Regions from separate parts of the Homo sapiens genome. Here region 2 is linked to region 1. Evidence: chromatin loops called from intact Hi-C (ENCODE). Cell type or tissue: A673. All regions are shown on one strand. Links, peaks and the distances in the headings refer to the core of each region. The heading gives the core; the rest is flanking DNA. Region 1 has its middle 11 kb from the start of NELL2. Region 2 overlaps TMEM117 (transmembrane protein 117).

Region 1 (12,018 bases), core at 956-8,955:
ATAAACACAAATACTCTTGAAACCAATGAAAGACAGAAAATGGCAGCAAATACATAAAAGATATAGAGAAGAACCAAGTGGAAATTTTAGAGCTGGAAAACAGAATAATTGAAATTAAAAACAAATAAACAAACAAAAATCATTAGAATGGGCCCAGTAGCTGAATGAAAATGATAAAGGAAAGAATCAGTGAGCTCGAAGACAGATCAATTAAAATTACCCAATCTGAACAAAAGGGAGAAGACTTTTTTTAAAAAATGAATATAGTCACAGGAACCTGTGGGACAAAACGAAAAGAAAATGTCATCAGAATTCCAAAAGGGGAGAAGAAAGAGTGCAGACATTTTGTTGTTGTTGTTAATCAAGAAAGAATGTTCTAAGATGTCTCAAATTTGGCAAAAGACATAAACTTACAGATTCAAGGAGCTCAGCAAACTTCAACAGGATACACTTATAGGAATCCATAACCAGAGTGCTGAAAACAATAGAAAAATGGAACTATCAATAGAGAAGAAAAAATCCTAAAAGCAACAAGAAAAAATGGCATTACATATAGGGAAACAACAGTTTGAATGAATGCAAACCATGGAGGCCACAAAAAAGTGGAATTTTTTTTTCTAAGTGTCCAAAGAATTTTGTCATCCCAGAATTCTCTATCTGTTGAAAATACCCTTCAGGAATAAATATGAAAGAAAAACATTCTCAGATAAAGAAAATCTTTAAAAACTGATTGCCAATAGACCTACTCTAAAATTATTGCTAAAGAAATTTCTTCAGGCAGAAGAGAAATAATACCATAAAGATAACAGCATATCAGGAATGAAGAGTAGAAGTGGCAAATATCTGGGTTAAAAAATATACTATTCTTGAGTACTGTAAAATATGTTTGATGGTTATATTATTTTTCCATTGCTGCGGTAACAAATTACCACAACTTTGGTGGATTAAAACAACACAGATTCATATATATGTATGTATATATATATACACATATGTATATATGTTGAAAATATACATACATACGTGTATACATATACACATATGTATATATGTTGAAAGTATACATACATACGTGTATATATGTATTTTCAACATATATACATATGTGTATATATACATACACACACATATACACACACACGCACACACACGCACACATACATATATATCCTTATTTTTTTGAGATGGAGTCTCACTCTGTCACTCAGGCCGGAATGCAGTGGCACCGTCTCAGCTCACTGCAACATCCACCTCCCGAGTTCGAGCAATTCTCCTGCCTCAGCCTCCCGAGTAGCTGGAATTACAGGCAGGCACCACCAGGCCTGGCTAAGTTTTGTATTTTTAGTAGAGACAGGGTTTCACCATGTTGGCCAGGCTGGTCTCAAACTCCTGACCCCAGGTGATCCACCCACCTCAGCCTCCCAAACTGCTGGGATTACAGGCGTGAGCCACCATGCCTGGCTATATACCTTTTTTTTTTTTTTTTTTTTTTTTGAGACAGAGTCTCCTTCTGTCACCCAGACTGTAGCGTAGTGGTGCAGTCTCAACTCACTGCAATCTCTGCCTCCTGGGCTTAAGCAATTCTCCTGCCTTGGCCTCCCAAGTAACTGAGACTACAGGCATGTAACAACATGCCCAGACAATTTTTTTTTTTTTTTTGGATTTTTAGTAGAGCCAGGGTGTTATGTTGGCCAGGCTGATCTTGAACTCCTTATCTCAAGTGATCAACCTGCCTTGGTCTCCCAAAATGCTAGGATTATGGGTGTGAGCCACTGAACCTGGCCCACAAATTTATGATTTTATAAATCCAAAGGCCATAAGCCTGACACCAGACTCACCAAGCTAGAATCAAAGAATTGGCATGACTAAGCTTCACTCTGAAGACTCTAGGGAAGAATCTATTTCTATACCTTTTTTAACTTCTACAGGGTGTCTGCATTCCTTGGCTCATTGCCCCCTCCTTCAATCTTCAATCCAGCAACAGCAGGCAAAGTCTTTCTCACACTACACTCTCTCTGGTTCTCTGACTACAGTTTAGAAAGGGCCTTTGCTTTTAAGGATTTATATTTTTAGATTAGGACCCCCTGGATAATCCAGTATAGTCTCCCCATCTGAAGACCCTTTGCCTTAATCACATGTTCAAGTCTCTTTGCTATGTAAAGTAACACATTCACAGGTTCTAGGGATTAGGTTGTAGACATCTTTGGGACTCCATTCTCCTGGCTACCACAATGATTGAAAGAAAATGTTTTTAAATTATCTAATGGAGTTTTAACATATGTAGATTTAATACATAAGACAAACACAACATAAAGATATGAGAATAAAGGGACCGATATAATGGTAAGGTTTCCACATTCCAATTGAAGTAATAACATATGAACTCTAAGTAGATGATAAAAAGTGAAGTATGTATATCATAATTCTCTAGAGCACCAACCCAAAATCCTATAATATAATAAAGATATAGTTAAGAGATACAACAGGTAAAATGGAATTCTAAAAATATTTAAATAACTTGAAAGAAAGCAGGAAATAGTTAAGATAGAACAGAAAATAGAAAGAACAAAGGGAAACAATAAAATGGTAGGCCAAAATCCAAACGAGTCAATAATTGCCTTAAATACAAGTGGTCTAATCATAACAATTAAAAGACTGAACTCATCAGAAGGAATTTGAAAAATATAATCCCACTATATGTTATTAAAAAGAAATCTACTTCAAATATAATGAGGTAAGTTAAAGGTAAAGGATTAAAAATATATAAAAATATATATACTAGGTAAACATGAATCAAAAGAAAGTTGAATGTCATATGTGAATGTCAGAAAAAGCAAACTTTAGAGTACAAAAAATTATCAGGAAGAAAGAGGTACATTACAGAATAACAAAAGGGTTCACAATTAAGACACAACAATCCTAAGTATATATGCACCTAACAGCAAAGCATCAAAATGTATGAAACATTTACCTGGAGAAAGAGTAATAGAACTGAAAGAAGAAGTAGACAGATCCACAATTCCATTTGGAAACATCTACATTCCTCTTTCATAATCAATAAAAATCTCTAGTCTTATCTAGTTTCAACACTAAATTCCACCACATTTAAAGGATAATTAATAGCAATTTTACACAAATATTCCAGAAAATAAAGGAAAGGGAAACACTTCCCAACTTTTCGTATGACATTAGCCAAAACCAGACAAAGACAGTTACATAACAGAAAATAAAACTAGAACATAGACTCTAAATTTACCTTTGGAACATACGAAATCCTAAACAAAATATTATTAAGTTATATCTGGCAATATATAGAAAGGATAATAAACTACAACAAGGTGGGGTTCATTCCAGAAATGCAAGGTTGATAAAATATTTTAAAATCAATCAAGATAATTCAGCACATTTACAACCTAAAGAAGGAAAAACGTGATTATATCCACTGATGAAAACAATGATTTGACAAAATTCAACACCTAGTCACATTAAAATAAATAATTCACTGCAAAGCAAAATAAAAGGGAACTTCTTCAATCTAATAAAGAGAACTTAAAAATATACATCTAATGAGGCAACATTGTATTGGAGATTATATTCAGTCTATCCAATGAGGCAATAAAAAGAAGTAAAACAGCTGGGTGTGGTGGCTCCCCCCTGTAATCCCAGCACTTTGGGAGGCTGAGGCAGGCGGATCACCTGAGGTCAGGAGTTCAAGACTAGCCTGACCAACATGGTGAAACCCTGTCTCTAATAAAAATATAAATACAAGCCAGGCATGGTGGTGAGCACCTGTAATCTCAGCTACTTGGGAAGCTGAGGCAGAAGAATTGCTTGAACCCAAAAGACAGAGGTTGCAATAAGCCAAGATCATGCCACTGCACTCCAGCCTGGGAGATAAAGCAAGATTATGTTTCAGAAAAAAAAATTAAAAATTAAAATTAAAAAGAAATAAAAGTTCTTCACATTGAGAAGGAAGAAATAAATGTTTTCCCTAAATGATATGGTCATCTACCTTTAAAAAATCCCAAAGCATATGTGAGAAAGCTACTGCAACTAGTAAGTGGGTTGGCAAGGTTGCAGAATACAAAGTCAATATACAGAAATCAATTCTATTTGTATATCCTAGCAAGAAATAATTAAAAATACAATTTAAAAAATATATGATTTATAACAGCATTAAAAAACATGAAATACTTATGAAGAAAAATAAAATACAGGCAAGATTTTACACAAAAAACTATAGAACTTTGCTGAGTGAAATTAAAAAATACCTAAGTGGATAAAAAGATCTACGTGCTCACAGATACATATAGTTCTTATTGTTAAGATATCAATTATCTTCATATTGATATAAAGATTCAAGAAAATCTCAATAAAAATCCCAGCAGGCTATTTTGTAGCAATTAATAAGCTGATTTTTAAATTTATATGGAAAAATCAAAGAAAACAGAAAAGCCAAAAATTTTTTTGAAAAAGAGTAAAATCAGAGGATTCACAGTATCTGACTTCAATACTATACTATAAAGCTATAGAAATCAAGACAGTATAGTTTTAGCATAAGGCTAGACATAAAAATTAATGGAATAAAGTAAAGAGCATAGGAATAGACATATATATATATAATGGTTAATTGATTTTTTACAAAGATATCAAGATTTTTCAATGGATAAAAGATAATCTTTTGAACAATGATGCCAGAACAATGGAACATCCATATAGTAAGGAAGGAAGGAAGGAAGGAAGGAAGGAAGGAAGGAAGGAAGGAAGGAAGGAAGGAAGGAAGAAAGGGAGAGAATCCTCATCTTATCTTGCATCATACACAATAATTAACCTAAAGTGGATTATAAGCTTATGTGTAAAAGCTAAAACTATAAAACTTTTAGAATAAAATTGTTGTGACTTGGGTTAGGCAAAGATTTCTTAAGCAGGACACAAAATGCACATATATCAAAAGAAAAAATCGAGAAATTATACTTCATCAAAATTAAAAACTTCTAGCTTTTTGAAAGATACCATCAAGAAAATTAAAAGTCAAGCAATAAAATAGGACAAAATATTAAAGGACTTGTATTCAGATTATATAAATAACTCTTATAATTCAGTAGGACCAAAAAATTCAATTAAAAAAGATAGGCAAAATATTTATTTTTTGCACTTTTTTAAAATTAATACATAATAGATGTACATAGTTTTGAGGTATATGAGATAATTTAATACACTCATATAATTTGTAAAGATCAAATAAGTGTATTGGAATATCCATCATCTTAAATATTTGCATTTTCTTTATGTTAGAACCATCCAAATTATTCTCTTCTAGCTATTTTGAAATGTGCAATAGATTATTGTAAACTATAGTCACCCTACTGATCTATGTTAACACTAAGTCTTATTTCTTGTGTCCAATCATATATTTGTACCATTAATCAACTTCTCTTCATCCTCCCCTCCCCGCTAAACTTCCCAGCCTCTGATAAGCAACAATATAATCTCTGTCTTTATGAGATCTATTTTTTTTTAGCTCCCATATATGAGTGACAACATGCGATATTAATCTTTTTGTGTTTGGCTGATTCTACTTCACATAATTACCTCCTATTTACTGAATATTATTGCATGTGTACATATACTACCTTTTCTTCATCCATTCATCCAGTGATAGACACTTAGTTTGATTCGTAGTTTGGCTACTGTGAATAGTGCTGAATGAGCATGGGAGTGCGTATGCCTTTTTGATATATTGATTTCCTTTCTCTTGGATAAATAGCCAGTAGTGGAATTGCTGTATCATATGGCAGCTCTTTTTTAGTTTTTGTTTGTTTGTTTGCTTGTTTTAGCAATGAGATTTCACTATATTCCACCGGCTGGTCTCGAACTCCTGGGCTTAAGCGAACTTCCTGCCTCGGCCTTCCAAAGTGCTGGGATTACAGGTGTGAGCTACTGCATCTGGCCCTTATTTTTGGTTTTTTGAGAAGCCTCCATACTTTTCTCAAAAGTGGCCGTAGTAATTTACATTTCCACCAAGAGTATACAAGGGTTCCCCTTTCTCCATATCCTCACTAGCATCCATTATTGCCTGTCTTTTTTATAAAAGCCGTTTTAACTGGGGGGAGACACCAATCTCATCAGAATTTTGCATTTATCTGGTGATTAGTGATGTTGAGCATTTTTTTCATATACCTATTGGTCATGTGTGTGTCTTCTTTTGAGAAATGTCTGTTCAGATTTTTACCCATTTTTTAATCAAATTATTTGGGGTTTGGGGGGATTATTGTGTGTGTGTGTGTGTGTGTGTTGTTGTTGTTGTTGTTTTTGTTGTTGTTGTTTTGCTATTGAGTTGTTTGAGCTCCTTATATTCTGGTTATTAATCCCTTGTCAGGTGGGTACTTTGCAAATATTTTCTCCCACTTTGTGGGTTGTCTCTTTCGTTTTGTTGATTGTTTCCTTTGCTGTGCAGAAGATTTTTAGCTTGATGCAATCCCATTTGTCTAATTTTGCTTTGGTTCTCTGTGCTTTTGAGGTCTTACACAAAAACTCTTTGCTGAGACCAATATCCTGGAGCATTGGCCTAATGTTTTCTTCTAGTAGTTTCATAGTTTCAGTATTAGAGTTAAGCCTTTAATCCATTTTGATATGATTTGATTTTTGTGTATGGTGAGAGATAGCAGACTAGTTTCAATCTTCTGCATATGTTTACCCAATTTTCCCAGAACCACTCATTGAAGACTGTCTTTTCCCCATTGTATGTTCTTGGCACCTTTGTTGAAGATGAATTGGCTCAAAATGTGTGAATCTATATCTGGGTCCACTACTTTGTTCCATTGGTCTATGTATCTGTTTTTATGCCAGTATCATGCTGATTTGGTTACTATAGCTTTGTAGCAAATTTTAAAGTCAGGTATTGTGATGCCTTTGGTTTTGTTCTTTCGGCTAAGGATTACTTTAGCTATTTGAGGTCTTTCGTGGTTCTAAATAAATTTAGGATTTTATCTAATTCTGTGATGAATGAACAGTTGGTTTTTTTTTTTTTTTTGAAAGTTAAACTATTTGACAAACCTTCACCTGGACTAAGAAAAAAAGAGAGAAGACCCAAATAAATAAAATCGGAAATGAAAAAGGGGACATAACAAATTAGACAACAGAAATGCAAAGAATGATTAGAGACTATAATGAATAACTGTACATCAACAAACTGTAAAACCTAAAAATAAAGAAAAAAAATTAAAATTAAGAAGCAATATATCAAACTGGGAATGATTAGGTATGATATAAAAAGGAATAGTAAGCGGGATAAAATAATTTTATAGCAAAGGTGGCTTTCCATACAAATCATATTCTTATTCACGTGTCGACAATAGGAAGTATAAGAGATGACCTATTTGGAACATGGGAGGGGATTAGGTTTTAGTCAACATTCTTCGTATTCACCAAAGAATGTTGTGTGAATGTGGAATCATGATACAACTGCCATAAAATAAAAAAAAAATAAATAAATAAATAAGAGAAGTATTGCTTCAAACACAGTTCTAAAAGCAACATAGTAAAAAGAAAGGAGTTTGGAACTTAGGAGCTCTGGGGTCGAGTCCCTGTCCCTGCTTTCCTAAGCCAGACACAAATTCCCTGCACCTGTTATCAGAGTTGCATAATAACTAATGCCTATCTACCCAAGGACTGCTGGGGGTCAAGTCTACATTGCCATGCTGTACATGAATGCCAGTTCTTCCTGTTGTTGTGACCTTAAACTATGCCACATCAGGATTGGCCTATTTTTATCACTCCCTCTTTGTGAGGCCAAATAATGGTAATTTAAATCAGACCATAGGAATAGGCAAGGAAAAGAGAACTGGAAATGTAAATAAGGTTTACCAAACAGCACTGTAAGAGAACTGAAAATGTGAATAAGGTTTACCAAATAGCACTAGTGACCTTTACTGGTTAGAAAAATATATACAGCATTCCGGGCACAGGACTGACTTACTGGCTTATCATATGCATTAGTCTTCAAGAGCCATGAGTCATCAGTTCAAAAGCTTATCCCACCATGCAGCCCTTATTTTTAACTGCCAATAGACAAGCAGAGTGAGCATTGGCTGCTTTTTCAATACACTACGGTACTTAATGTTCATCTGAATAGAATGAAGCATCCACATGGACCCAGCCGGTGAGCTGGCTTCTGGTCCTGTTTAAGGTTTTCTATTAAAAGATAGGGCTTTGCCTATCATTAGGGGACAAGTGACTGTTAACGTGAAAGGCTAAATACCAGAATATTCTTAGTGATATCCAGAAATCGGCTTTACTTATATCAGATTTTTTTCTCTTCAGCCTGTAAACTTAAATCCATAAACAATAAATATAGCAGTCATTAAAAATTCCATTTTCAAAGGGAGATTTTTATTTTATTCTGCCTCTGCTACCGTCAAAAATAATTCTCTTTTTCTAAGGCTATACGTAGTCCACACCTTAAAGAAAATTTATTAAGTTCAGTCCTCAGGATGCAATAATTCAAAATCTTTCCTGACTCATCACATAATTATTGCTAGTGCTCAGCTACTGCCATTAGAATCTTCTTTTTGATGAACATGTAGTTGCTAGATGGAAATCTTAGGCCGGGTTTCCCAAATGCATGTCTTGAGAACAGGGATAAGCTTATGTTAGTATCTAAAAAGGCTGGCAGGGATCCAGATTCAGCATTAGTTCAGCCAAAGTGTCTGTTCACATGTATCATTTAGTCCTCTGACAGGAATAAATGCCCCTAGAGTTCCGTCACTCTGCTAGAGCCTCCCTCTATCTCCAGCTTGACAGTCTTGGCCAAAGGCTGGAGCTGAGAATGCAAACATAAAGAAAGAGCTGCTGAGTGAGCAAGAAAATAAATGTGGGAGTGGCACAGGTGCTGTTCAGGTCATCCTTATCCTTTCCCTATACAGGCTGACTCTTAGTATTCACAGCGCTAAGTACAGGACTTGCCGGGAAGACTGGCCATCATTTAGGATCATATAATAGAAAAGCATGTAAAGTTCTCATTTTGCAAACCACGACACAGACAAGTCAAGTAATTTGTTCAAAATCACGCAACTAATTAATTTCAGAGTAGCTCTTAAGCCTTGTTCTCCAACTTTATTCATTTATTCAAGAGGTATTTGTGGAGGTGACTCCAGAGTTCATTCTCTAAACCCCTTCTCTATAGCTGTCTCCTTTAAAAGTTGTTAGAAAACTTAATCTAGTGAATTCCAGGCTTAGTCAATCACGTCTATGTTTTTTTCAGGTCACCTCCAGTTTAAAACCAGTTCAAAATTTTCTCCCCCCATATCATTGCCCCCAAGGGTTCACACATTTATTTTTCTTTATTTTCTTTATTTTTTTATTTTATTTTATTTTATTTTTTTTGATACAGAGTCTCACTCTGTCACCCAGGCTGGAGTACAATGGTGGCATCTTGGCTCACCGCAATCTCCACCTCCTGGGTTCAAGCGATTCTCTCACCCCAGCCTCCTGAGTAGCTGGGATTACAGGCACCCGCCATCATGCCAGGCTAATTTCTGTATTTCTGTAGAGACAGGGTTTCATCATGTTAGCAAGGCTGGTCTTGAACTCCTGACCTCAGGTGATCCACCCGCCTCGGCATCCCCAAGTTCTAGGACTACAGGCGTAAGCCACCGCACCCAGCAGGGTTCATACATTTCATTATGACTACTAGTAGTGGAAAAGGCACCTTCTCTATCGCTGCCCCTCCAGGTTAAGATATGCTACTGGTGTCCAAATTAACCCCTACTATTTGGTCATCTGCCCCCTTCTGAGGTGTTCTTCACTCAGAGGACACCATACTTGTTCTCCATGCCCTGCCATTATGGCTACAGCTTTTTGAGTTTACTAGGCCTACCAGCTATCCAAATAACAATTTCAAATAGACTGGCACCCAGAAGAGAGGTCTGGACTATACCAGTGATGATACCTAAGGCCATGGGAGCAGATCTTGCTAAAATTATCCACACTCCAATCCCTAGCAGATTCACATGCAATATGCACCTTCTAATAATGTTCTTGTAGTTCTTCTGCAGGATGTCCCCATAAAGGGTCCTCTGCTCTCGGCTCAGAAACTACCACTGCTGGAGCTCGGACCCAATGGGGCCATGTTCCTTACAAGTTAAGATCTTCCATGTTATTGTCATTGTTGTATTATTGAATTTTTGTTCATTCTTAATTTTTAAAGTGATTAGATGTTATTCTCTTTAAATTTTTTCTCTTTATTTGTAACACTGATTTTTTTTCCTCCTGTGGGTCATGATTCTGTATAGAAAAGGGATTTTTCTACCTTTCCCACTAGACTGAAAGCTCTACTGTAAGAACAGAGCTTGAGTCTACCTTAGTCATATGATTAAGGGCCAAGCATGACATCAGGCAGAAAATTGGAGCTCAATGCATGCATATTTGTTTAATCAAGTTGAAATGGAATTTCCTCTCTCTCCTCTTATTTAATTGGGTAGAATATGGTTCCATCCCCTGCCTTGAGAGGATCTCAGAACAATATGTTTTGCTAATTATGCAAATATATTTATCAACTGTATGAGTAAAGTAGCCTATAATTTAAAGACTGAGGACTTGTTTTCAAACACATCACAGTAATGAAATGAGCCTATTCCAACAGTATATTCATGGTGCTATGGTTTCCTTTCTAAGCCTGGTGATTGTTTCACACTGGGCAAGACATCTGGTGAAGTTGAGAGGCTGTCACCCAGCTGAGAGAATATGTGCATGGTTGGGAGTAGAATTTCCTTACATCTTTTTAAAGATATGAGCATTTGAAAATGAAATCATTATGTGAAGATCAATATATGAAGGTGCAAGAGTGAACAGTTTACTGGGATGACTTGAGTAGAGGTAGAAATGCCATCAGAGTGACAGACAGCATCCCAGGCTTCTACTTCCAATTCTGTTACTGTCCAACTGGGCAGGTCAAAGAATCTTCTCCATCACCACCACCATGCTACTAGCATCATGATTATCATAATAATATCTAACCCATATAAAGTGCTTACCAGCTTTCAAGCTCTGTGCTTAAAAGTTTTCATGGATCATTTCCTTTAAACAATCATCAAAAATAGCCCTATAAGGTAAATCTTCTTCTTATCAAACTATTACTGATGAAGAAACCAGGGCTGGGCGCAGTGGCTCATGCCTGTAATCCCAGCACTTTGGGAGGCCGAGGCAGGCAGATCACGAGGTCAGGAGATCAAGACCATTCTGGCTAACATGATGAAACCCCATCTCTACTAAAAATACAAAAACATTAGCCAGGAGTGGTGGTGGGCGCCTGTACTCCCAGCTACTCGGGAGGCTGAGGCAGGAGAATGGCGTGAACCCGGGAGGCGGAGCTTGCAGTGAGCCGAGATCGCACCACTGCACTCCAGGCTGGGCGACAGAGCGAGACTCTGTCTCAAAAAAAAAAAAAAAAAAAAAAGAAACCAAATTCAACATTAGTAAGGAGCACAATTCAACATCAGTAAGGAGCACAATTGAGCTTTGCATTTATTTTAACAATCTGATCCCAAGATCCAAACTATTAAAAAAAATCATAATCCTACAGAGGATGTTATTTAAACTCATTTGGAAATTCACATACCAAAGAAACTGTGATTCACAATACTCTATCAGTCCACATAGTCATTTCCTAGGGCTGCCATAACAAATTTCCACAAACTGGGTGGCTTAACCCAACAGAAATTTATTATCTTACAATTCTGGAGGTTAGAAGTCTGAAATCAGGTAATGGTAGAATCATGCTCCCTGTGAAGCCCCTAGAGAAGGATCCTCACTTGCCTCTTCCTGCCTCTGGCAGACCCAGGAATTTCCTGGTTTGTGGCAGCAGAACTCCAATCTCTGACTCCAACACCCAAATTCTTAATCAGTTCTTTCTATAGAACCCTTTGAGCCTCAGTTTTCTCTCCAATTTTCTCTATCAGATATAAAGTTAATACATCAAGTCATTTTCAATTCTGAAATTTTATTATTCTAAATAAAACA
Region 2 (12,018 bases), core at 1,551-9,550, 920 kb before region 1:
GTTCTTTAGAATTGGGACACTCAAAGACTGATACTGATTTAAGTAACATACTAAATTAATATCCTTATTTAATTTTAAGAACCACCACTTTATGTCATTTACAATAGAAGATCAATAAAATAAAAACAAAATATGAAGAAAGGGAAGTATTGGATTTTGATATATATTTTGTAGCCTACATAGTTTAATTCTCTCTCCCTAAAATACATATTTTAAAAGATTAGGAGGGGCCGGGCACGTGGCTCACACCTGTAAACCCAGCACTTTGGGAGGCCGAGGTGGGCGGATCACGAGGTCAGGAGATAGAGACCATCCTGGCTAACGTGAAGAAACCCTGTCTCTACTAAAAATACGAAAACAAAAAAAATTAGCCAGGCATGGCGGCGGGCGCCTGTAGTCCCAGCTAGTTGGGAGGCTGAGGCAGGAGAATGGTGTGAACCCAGGAGGCAGAGCTTGCAGTGAGCCGAGATTGCACCACTGCACTCCAGCCTGGGTGACAGAGCAAGACTCTGAGACTCCGTTTAAAAAAAAAAAAAATTAGGAGGATAGTTCCTAGGCATATTGAAAAGCATACATTATTCAGCATCCTATATAGTAATAGGAAATTATATATATATCACATATAAGATGCTTATATTCTTTTAGCAAAAAACAATTGGTTTTTATTGCTTCAGTATTGCCTCAGATTTCAATGTTGCGTCAATATTTGATTGCTTAAATATGGTTAATACAGCTACATATGCATATTCTGTTATTTTAAATATATTATAAATTATATTTTAAATATATTACTTAATGTATTCTAGTATACACTATATATATATCTCTATGTGTATGTGTAATATCCATTATTAGGTAATAAAATCTAGTTATTAAAGCATTTTACTTTTATTAGAGAATTTGATGTACAAACTTACAGCTGAGTATCCAAAATAAATCACTGATGATAAAAAGTTATGAGTAACAAAGAGATACATTTTGAACCCTACAGAGGCATCTTAAGTGTGTGGAGATATAGTTCATAAAACTGAGACATCAACAACATTTCATAGAATAGATCTTAAAGGAGCAACAGATGTGTTATTTCTGTTGGGATGCTGTCAAGTTAATACAGGGCTCAGCAGAAAAGAGATGAGCTAGGAAATTTCAGCTCTAGCTGTAGTTTAAAGACAGATTTCCCTGACATCAAACAGAGTTGGTTCAAGAAGTAGGACATTGACACATTTTGTCATAGCCATACAATGAGTGATGATGGCTTACAAAGGCAAGGTAAGAATTTAGGACTAGAAGATGCAAGTCAAGGTTGGCATGATTGGAGATCCAAGTCATTAAGATTGTCATTTGTGGTAATAGTCTAAACTCATGGATTACTTAGGAATTAGCAATAAGATGGAGCTAAAGTCAGGAGTTTTGGAGAATTTAATGAACTCCATGGACCCACTTCCTCCAGCCTCCCAAATTTTGTGTACAATGTGAGAGAGTTTACAGACTCCCAGCCATTGAACTAAGTATCTCAGAATTAGGAGAGTAAACAGGAGACCTCAATGATAAGCACTTAAAACTAATATGTATCAATCAGGATAGGTTAGATTATGCCTCAGTAACAAGCAAATCCAACATCTCAGTGGTCTGAAACAACAAAGTTTATTTCTTGCTCTCACTACATTTTCATTGTGAGTCAGCTGGAGGGCTCTACTGCTTGTCGCTGTCTCTCTGGGATCAAGGCTGAAATAGCAGTTGTAATGTGGAAGGTTGCTAGTAGCTCTCGGGGAGGTCTCAGAGCAGTCAGTAATTGAACATTCTGCCTGGAAGTGACATAAATCACTTCTGCTCACACTCTGATAAGAACTAATTATTTGGCTCCACCCAAGCACAAGGGCATGGTAAGTGCATGGGCCTGGGAGGGGGAGAACCAGAAGCATTTTCAGGAACAACTCTACAGACTACTACATGAGACCACTCCTACCTCTCAACTAGAAAGGGATTATATACTTCCTGATCTCTTTCCTAAAATTTCTCTTTCCTACTTCTTTCCTACTTCTCTTTCCTAAAATTCTTCTCCACCTTCTAACACACAATGTCCTTCTTCCTATGAAGGAAATATATAGAATATTTAAAAAATCATCCCATCTATGGCTTGACATAAAAGGTGTGGATGCATTTCACATCAAAATCTAGTTCTTTTTCCAACTATACGTCATAGTGATACCAGTTGGCCAGTCAGGATAAGTGTGCAATAATTGAACAGAGGAGAAATCTATTTCATGAGGAAGGTAAGATGTCAGGATTAGTTAGACATTGGACTGACTGGTGGCTACTACGCTCTGGTTGGGTTCTTATCTATAATTAGTACTGTATACATTCTGATACGGTCACTACATTCATTCTGATTGGTACTTCTTATGCCATTTTGGTTCTAAATACTTCGAATGTCATCCTTAGTTAATAGAAATAAATTAGTTAAGTTATTGAATTTCGAAGAAAAGGAACAGGTCAACAGAACTTTATGGAGATATGGATAAAACATGTATAATAAGTCAGAGGAATTATAAAATGTTATACCTTCTTATGTCTACAAATTTAAAATAAGTCAAGAACACAGTTGGAATTTGATCATTTAAAATAGAGGCTCCAACTGTGGCTGAACTTTTGCACTCGTCCTGGTTGCCCTAGTAACAGGGCTCCCTTTCTATGCTAGTAATGTTACAGTGTGAGTGAGGTAATAATTGGCAGTAGAGACATACGCATTCAAGTCAGCTCCTACTTCTGGGTAAGTTAGGAGTTTGCTGAAGGCAAAGGATGAGGTCATAAAGGGACGAATTTGAGTTAAAAAGAAAATAAGGAAAAGAATTAAGTTGAGCCTTATCTTGACATTTTCTGAGCAGAGCCCCACACATCACATGCATTTCTCCTGATCTTGGTTGAAGTCAGGGTAGACAGTAAGTCATGTGATTGTATATCTCTATGAGGTCTTCCATCACAGCCCAGAGGAAGCACTAGACTGGAAAATTGTAACCTGTGCAAATTGGCTTGGATTAGAGCCACCTGTCCGTGGATTACTCTGTCTCTCTTAGAGTTACCCAGAAAGTTCTCATCTGCCCAAAAGGTTCAAGAGGGAGTCAAAACAGGCTTGCTCATATTTTTCTGTAAATGTTGTTTACTTTCTGTTTGATATTGTCCTTAGGCATATTGTATCCTTGCCAAATGTATCTGTTCGAATTCTGCTTAATGGTCTGAGCCTTTTTTTGCTTTCATTAAATATATGTCAAATGTACACCACTGCTTGGACTGAGATTAGGAAGAGTAAGCAATGAGCACTTCACTATTTTTTCTTTTTATAATTTTGACTTTTATTTTAGATTCAGGGGGTACATGTGCGGGTTTGTTACATGGTATTGCGTGACACTGAGGTTTCGGGTATGATTGATCTTGTCACCCAGGTAGTGAGCGTAGTAACCAATAGTTAGTTTTTTAACCCTAGCCCCACTCCATCTCTCCACCTGCTAGTAGTCCCTAATGTCTACTGTTGCCATCTTTATGTCCATGTATACTCAATGTTTAGCTCCCACTTAAAAGTGAGGACAAGTGGTATTTGGGTTTCTGTTCCTTTGTTAACTCGTTTAGGAGAATGGCCTCTAGCTGCACCCATGTTGCTGCAAAGGACGTGATCTCATTCTTTTTTATGGCTGCGTAGTATTCCATGGTATATGTGTACCACATTTTCTTTATCTAATCCACCATTGATAGGCACCTAGGTTGATTGCATGTCTTTGCTATTGTGAATAGCTGAGTACTTCACTCTTTCAATCTGTTTTCTCTTTATCTAAACCTTTTCCACTAGAAAAAGAAGGGGATAAGAGGTGCTTCCTCTGTTCCACTCTTTAAAATTCCTGAAACAAAACCCAATAAAACTATAACATAAATAAATTAAAATAATACACAACATTACCTAAAAATAGGATGGTTTTTAATTTGTTATTCAAATGAGGACACCTTTGAAAGTGAAAGAAAGTACTGTTAATAATAACACAGAAGAAAACACATAGATTATGATGTTCATGCCTAACTTAAAAATATAGTCACCATACCTAAAGCTAGTAGGAGAGAACAGAGAGATAAGGAGGGAAGGAGAATTACCTTGGGATACTCTAAGGGGAAATCTTCACCTTGATGCACACTGAGTTTTCATACTCACTTGTAACTAATTTGCAGCCAAGTTCAGTACTATTAATAATAGAGAACATGAAATTATTTTAAGATAAAAGCTCTTTTCCAGGAATAACTTGTATCAGGCTGACTATTTAAGAATGAGTTACTAGGCAAAGAATAAAGTCATAGAAATCCATATTCATAGTGAAGCCTCAGAAATGGTCTTAGTGATTGACAAAAGAATTGTCAAATTAAGGACTAACTCACTAATTTGATTGCATTTTCTGTGCCCATGACAATAATTTAAGAAAATTAAAATGAACTCTACTTTTCTTAAGGCAAATCTGTCATGCCCTGCCTCAGATTTCAATAGGACTAAAGAAGAGTCCCTAGAATGTGAGAAATGACTATAACTGTGTAGTGGGCAGCCTCTGAGATGGTCTCAGTGATCCTACTTCCTGGTATTAAGCCCAATCCTTTATTCTTTTCCCCTTAAGTATAGGTCGAACCCAGTGGATCCTGCTTCTAATGAATAGAATTTGATAAAAGCAATGCCATGTTACTTCTTCTTCTTTTTTTTTTTTTGAGTGAGGCGTCATTCTGTCACCCAGTTTGGAATGCGATGGCGCAGTCACAGCTCACTACAGCCTTGACCTCCTGCTCAAATGATCTTCTCACCTCAGCCTCCTGGGTAACTGGGATTACAGGCATGTGCCACCATGCCCAGCTAATTTTTTGTATTTTGTGTAGAAATGGGTTTCACATGTTTCCCAGGCTGGTCTTGAACTCCTGGACTCGAGCGATCCTCCCACTTGGATTCCTAAAGTGCTGGGATTACAGGCATGAGCCACTGCACCCAGCCACATGTTACTTCTGAGGTTAGGGTGGCTTCTGTCTTGCATGCTCTTTCTTGCCCTCTCTCTGGGAGCCCTTACTCTGGGGGAAGCAAGCTGCCACATTGTCTGTATGTCGTCCTATGGAGAGGCTTATGTGGCAAGCAACTATCTCCAGATAATAGCCAGGAAGGACCTGAGGCCTGCCAACAACCTCATGAGGGAGTGGAAGCAGTTCCTTCCCAGATCAAGCCATGAGATGATTATAGCCTCAGCCGATGTGGTGATTATAGCCTTTTGAGAGATCCTCAGCCAGAGGATCCAGCTAAATTGTGCTCTGATTCCTGACCCACAGAAACTGAGATAATGAATGCTTTCTGTTTTAAACTGATACATTTGGTGATAATTTATTCCCTAGCAGTGGATAACTAATGCACTGCATATAAAATAAAATAGTGTGTTCTGAATGATGAAAATACACAGAAACATGCGTGTGCGTGTGGACACGCACACATACACAGAATGGCTACAAAATCCTTATGTGTGAAGGATAAGAGTTTTTCCTATGCTCTCCTGCATTCTCTGCGCTGATTTTATTTTTTGCCATGTGTTTTTCTGGATATTTTCTTCTATGTTTATGGTAGGGGGACTTTAAAATGGTTCCACAGAATATTAGCAAATAATAAACAGAAGACTTAGGCTCAGGCATAGAGACCACATATGATATTTATTATACAGCATATATTTGGGAGAAGCACTATTGATCTTTCTTATTGAATGCAAATTTTTCCTGTGAGTTTTCATAAAGAGGATTCTCTAAAATGTAGAGAACACCTTCAGTGACATTTCTAACAACATCCTTACCGTAAACAGAACAATGAATTTTAGCCGGCTTTCTTTTCAAGTCTGTCAGTATGGTCTTTATTTGCAGTTTTAAGGACTAGCCTAATTGTAGCACATGGCACCCAAGTGGAACTTACTAGCCTCCAAGGAGAATATCTTGCATATTTGACTTTTTCAACAATATCAAGTGTCATGACAAAGGAGTTCATCAAATTTCTTCTGCAGATGGATGGTTGTCTTTTGGGAATGGTTTAAGTTCTACTTGTGACAAAGGAAAAAATAATTGGCAGGTAACACCATTTTTCCGGCTATATAGTTCTGTGATTTGTTGTCTATAACTTAACTTTTAAGTTATTTGTTCCAAAAAGGTAAATATTCAGCTTGAAAAGCTGCTGAAGGAAGATTAAGTCCAGGCTACATCTCATCCTATTCTGCTATAGGGGTAGCTAAAACCCTTTGCAGAATTAAAAAAAAAAAATCTCTTTAGCACAATACAAATTATTAGAGTCATCAGATTATAGATGCCATATACCACATTAATCTAGGAATAGTGGTGTAATGCTGTTTCAGTTATTTATGAGAAAGTACCCGTATTTAAAACTGTTTCCAGAATTGGCAGTTTTTACTGCAGCCTGCACATGGGGAAATAATTCTTATTAAAATCACTTAACACTTCCTTATGAGCTTTGTGTGACACGCGGATTTATGTGCATGTCCTTTTAGTAGGAAATGAGTTTGAATTTTACTTTGGGAAGTAAGATTTATATTGTAAGCGGAAATATAAAAAGATATAATAAAACTGTTTTGGCTGGTAATGTCACAGTATCACTAATCAAAGAAAGCACAACAGAGCCATAGAAATATCTTTTTACTTTACAGAATGAAGTAGAAAATGCACTTTAATTGCTGTCAAGAAAAGATAGAAGCAAAATATTGTTTGTGATAGATATCTGTTAGTGTACAGTACAGATTTATCAACCCTTTAAAACTTAATTTAAAATTGGCCGGGCGCGGTGGCTCATGCCTGTAATCCCAGCACTTCGGGAGACTGAGGTGGGTGGATCACGAGGTCAGGAGTTCAAGACCAGCCTGGCCAAGATGGTGAAACCCCGTCTCTACTAAAAAAAAAAAAAAAAATTAGCCAGGCATGGGGGCGGGTGCCTGTAATCCCAGCTACTCAGAAAGCTAAGGCAGAGAATTGCTTGAACCTGGGAGGCGGAGGTTGCAGTGAGCCAAGATCGCACCACTGCACTCCAGCCTGGGCAACAGAGTGAGACTCTGTATCAAAAAAATAATAATAATAATTTAAAATTATATTTTCATCCTCGTATGAAAACCCTTGGAGGCTTCTGGCATTCAACTTGTACTTCTTCCATTCTGTCATCTGGCAACTTGCTGAATATTCCTTCTCTCTCACTAAAAGGTTTCTGTGCCTGTCTCACAGTCTTGGTCTTTGCTTCAAGTCTTGCCATCATCTTGGGTGTTTCTAAAATCCATACGGTCACCTAGGGACTCTGTCAAATCATCCAGTGGATGCTTCCCAGTCATTATTCTCCTTAACCTCTTTCTCTCTCCATCCCTTGACACTTATCACCATTCCTGCCTCCTGGAAATACTGTATTTCCTTGGTTCCTAACACCATTCACTCTCCTCCTCTCTTTAATCTCTCCTCTAGGTATAGCAGTATCTCCTTATCCCCAGTTTTTCTTTGCAGTTTCAGTTACTTGTGGCCAACCATGATCTGAGAATATTAAATGGAAAGTTCCATAAATGAAGAATTCATAAGTTATAAGTTGTGAGTCATTCTTAGTAGCTTGATGAACTCTTGTGCCATCCTGCCTGGGATGTGAATCATCCCTTTGTTCAGCATATCCACATTGGATATGCAGGAGGCAGGTCTCGGTTATCACCGTCTTGGTTATCAGATTGACTGTCAATGTACAACAGTGCTTGTGTTCAAGGAACCCTTATTTTACTTCATAATGACCTCAGTGTGCAAGAGTAATGATGGTGGCCTGTTGTTATAATTGCTCTCCTTTATTTATTTATTTTTATTATTAATTTTTTTTTGAGATGGAGTCTTGCTCTGTTGCCCAGGCTGGAGTGCAGTGGCTCCATCTCGGCTCACTGCAAGCTCCGCCTCCTGGGTTCATGCCATTCTCCTGCCTCAGCCTCCTGAGTAGCTGGGACTACAGGCATCTGCCACCACACCTGGCTAATACTTTATATTTTTAGTAGAGACAGGGTTTCGCCATGTTAACCAGGATGGTCTCAATCTCCTGACCTTGTGATCCGCCTGGCTCGGCCTCTCAAAGTGCTGGGATTACAGACATGAGCCACTGCACCTGGCCTGCTCTACTTTATTATAAAGTATTGTTGTTAAGTTCTTCCTCTGCCTAATTTAGAAACTAAACTTTATCATAGGTATGTATATATAGGAAAAAACAGTATATATAGGGTTCAGTATTATCTGTGGTTTCGGGCGTCCATTGGTGGACAAGAGGGGACTACTGTACTGCTTTTCAGTTTTCTTTGGGCTCTCATCACTCAGGGTTTTAATCTTGTTTTCTTACTCTAGTTAGGCTACTTGTATGGACCTACCTTTCTAGCTTGATTCACTGTCTTTATGCAGGAGATTCTAAAATATGTATGTCTACCCTTGATTTTTTTTTCAGCTGAATATCATACTAGCTACTAGAAACAGCCATTTGAATATGTCAACGGTATTCAACCTGATAGTCTAAAATTGAACTCTTCACTTCTCTCACCCTACCCTTGCCACCCTCTCTGTTCCATATCAACAAATAGCACAGTTATGTACCCAGTAGCTAAGGCCAGACTTACGTGTGTTGTTCATTCTTTTTTTTCTTCTCCCTTACCTCATGCATATAGTAAATCACAAAGGCTTATTGATTCTACCTGCTAAGTATCTCTCAAATCCATTTAATTAGTCCTACCTTACTGATGCTCTCCTTATTATTTCTTTCTTGGATTACTGCAACAATTGCCCTTCCTAGTTCAATATGTTCATGTGGTGGTAATTCCTCTAAAACATTTATGTCCTGGCTTCTAACTGTTCACTGAACAACTTATCATTGTCTTCAAAATTAAGTCCAAGTCCTTCCCGTGACTTTTACTACTCTAAGTAACGGCCCCAGCTTATCTCATTATTCTGCTCTTTTGTAATTTTTGCCCAAAGGCTAAGTTCCATCCAAAGTGAACTTCTTTTAGTTCTATGAAGAGGACTTTCTTTTTCAAACCTCTAGGTCTTGATATAAACCCCTTCAGCCCCTACCCTCCACGCCTTCACTGCCTATACCCTGGCAAGCTCATACTTATTCAGGTCTCTGCTTAGACATCATTTCCTCTGGGAAAACTTTCCTAACGCCTTAAGGTCAGGTAAAATGTTTCTTCTGTGTGTTCACATGGAACCATGTGTCACTCACATCATAACATGTAGCACACCATGTCCCTCCCACCTCCAGTACTCTAGATGAAAATTATTGTTTATGTGGCAAGAACACTTAACATGAGATCTGTCCTCTTAACAAATTTTAAAATATACAATGCATTATTGTTAACTGTAGGCACAATGTTGTATAGCAGATGTCTAGAACCTAATCATCTTGAATAACGAAAACCTTATACTCATTGATTAGTAACTTCTCAGTTCCCCATCCCTCCAGCCCCTGGCAACCACTACTGCACTCCCTGCTTTTATGTGTTTGAATATTTTAGATACCTCATATAAGTGGAATCAAGTTTTTTTATTTGCCAGTTCTTAATTGGATTATTGGCTTCAGGGTGGAGCCCTTGGAGGAACAGGGCCAGGATAACATGCATTGTTAGGGCCTAATAGGCACAGCTGAAGGCAAAGACAAATCCCCAAAATTAAGGGTCCCATTTTATACTGGATCTTAGATCCCCAACAGGAAGGAGATACTATGGGAGAAGACAGCACATATCATGCATTTCATAATAAGGCAACCCAAAGCCAATCAACTTATTTTGTAATCAGCCCATCCCCCATGGGAATCTCATCTCTTAGTGTGGGGGGTGGGGATGTTTCTGTGTCCAGAGTTGGTTCCTTCCGGTGGGTTCTTCATCTCACTGACTTCAAGAATGAAGCCGTGGACCTTTGCGGTGAGTGTTACAGCTCTTAAAGGTGGCATGGACCCAAAGAGTGAGCAGCAGCAGGATTTATTGTGAAGAGTGAAAGAACAAAGTTTCCACAGCATGGAAGGGGATGCAAGTGGGTTGCCGCTGGTGGCTGGGGTGGCCAGCTTTTATTTCCTTATTTGTCCCTGCTCACGTCCTGCTGATTGGTCTGTTTTACAGAGTGCTGATTGGTCCATTTTACAGAGCGCTGATTGGTCCATTTTACAGTGTGCTGATTGGTCCATTTTACAAACCTCTAGGTAGCCACAGAGTGCTGATTGGTGCGTTTTTACAGAGCACAGATTGGTGGATTTTACAAACCTCTAGCTAGCTACAGAGCGCTGATGGCTGTGTTTTTACAGAGCACAGATCGGTACATTTTACAAACCTCTAGCTAGGTACAGAGCACTGATTGGTACATTTTACAAACCTCTTGTAAGACAGAAAAGTTCTCCAAGTCCCCACTTGACCCAGGAAGTCCAGCTGGCTTCACCTCTCATTTGCATATCTTTCAGGTGACCAAGAGCATGCTTCTGTGATTCAAATGTACAAAGAGTTAAGTATCCCTCCTTAACTATTAGTTATCTTTTAAAGTATATTTCCTACCTAGTTGTTACATATCAAAGCTCTCATAATATGAAGTAATTTGATACCCCCAAAACTAAAAACTTAGATAACACAGTGTAAAACAGAACAGAGCCTATGATTTTGAGAGGGAACTCTCTGCTTTTAATTCCTAGGGTTTCATGAAGAAAAAAGGTTTTTTTCTGAAAACAGGTTTTTTCCCAAAATAGGGTCTGTGACACCTCCTTTGTTTTTCCCAAGGAGTCCCAGGCTACCAGAATTTATCTTAAGGCCTCTCATGTGTGCTTTAAGAGTGGCAAGACAAAAAATGGAGAAAAATAATTCAGTCGACTGAGAAGGAGAAAAAAATTTCCAGAAAAATAAGATTCAAGAAGAGAAAAATGTAAAGGCCTTTTAAATATACTTGTAACTTGGATATCCACTTTTAATTAAGCTGAGCACTCTTTAAGAAAATCCTTCTAAATCCCTTGTTACTTGACTTTAGCCACACCAAGCAGTTAAGATTTTCGGCTTTTGAACTTTACAAAGAGTAACCTCACAGGTGAAACCAAGAAGTCTTAATTAGGTTATGACTTAACTGCGAGTGTACAAGGAATTTTCAAAGGGGTGATAAGCAGCTTTTGAAACTGTCATTGCATTTGGTTGAAAGTGTGAGACAAGATCAGCAGCTCTTTGCAATGGCATGTAATTTCAGATTATCATATACTTACTGTTGCAAGAGCCTGGTATTCAAAGCTGCTACAGCAATTTGGGGTTCTTGGCTTTGGACTGGTTTCCCAGATGTTATAATTCTTTCTGGGACACTTATTTAGAAGTCTACTGTCAAGGAAGCCACATGTGAACTTCTTTGACTATTCCTAAATCAGGATCATAACCCATTTTCATATGCCACATTATAGTGACTTTAAAATCTTTTAAGTAGAAATGTTTGCTTGGGTAGTGAGACTTTTTAGAAGCAAAAATACTATTTTGTATCTTTTTTGTCAGTTTAGATTATGTTAAACAAGAAGTCTTTTGGATTATACCAGAATTTACTTGGCTCTTTCTGCAAAACTTCTCTAGTCATCAGACCATAGAAAGAGGGCTTGATTAAATTGAATCAAGTAACTTTTTCTATACCCTTCAGTGATTTGACTTTAAGCCACAGTTGGAAGAGAACAGTTTCCTGCCTTTGTCAGGTTCTGGAAAGATTTATTTGTTTCACTACCTATTTCTTCACTTGACACAGAGTAGTGGCACGTTATTGTTTTTTCTTGGAGACTGCAGTGTCTAGAGAAACTCTAATTGTACTTCTCTAGTTGAATCCCAATATTAAAGTCTTTTAAGTATTTTATAAAGGCTTTTAAGTATTATAAAGGCTTTAGCATTTTAAAATCTGACTTTATTCAGAAAACTTTTCCTTTTATAGGAGAATATTAATATTATTTATTTAAAATGAAGGGATATATAG

Evidence for each region. Hi-C counts contacts between places; a loop is a spot of excess contacts. Peaks named below come from ENCODE experiments on the same cell type or tissue, not always from the same donor. Only the 100,000 strongest peaks of a DNase experiment are listed, where the experiment ranks them.
Region 2: it touches region 1 in a loop (6-fold over the local background); 2 of 110 quality-filtered maps call a loop at or near these places.

What each region holds. Positions count from the first base shown.
Region 1 is chr12:44,881,365-44,893,382 of GRCh38, forward strand. It overlaps a transcript of NELL2 not described here. Among named protein-coding and RNA genes, the nearest start is that of NELL2, 11 kb to the left of the region's middle. In A673, for the core only: no CTCF peak of the experiment used is centred there; DNase peaks (open chromatin) are centred at 4,737, 5,457, 8,047 and 8,667; H3K27ac peaks cover 7,320 bases.
Region 2 is chr12:43,962,412-43,974,429 of GRCh38, forward strand. The region is part of intron 3 of TMEM117 (transmembrane protein 117); the gene reads left to right. Among named protein-coding and RNA genes, the nearest start is that of TMEM117, 130 kb to the left of the region's middle. In A673, for the core only: no CTCF peak of the experiment used is centred there; a DNase peak (open chromatin) is centred at 6,510; H3K27ac peaks cover 2,837 bases.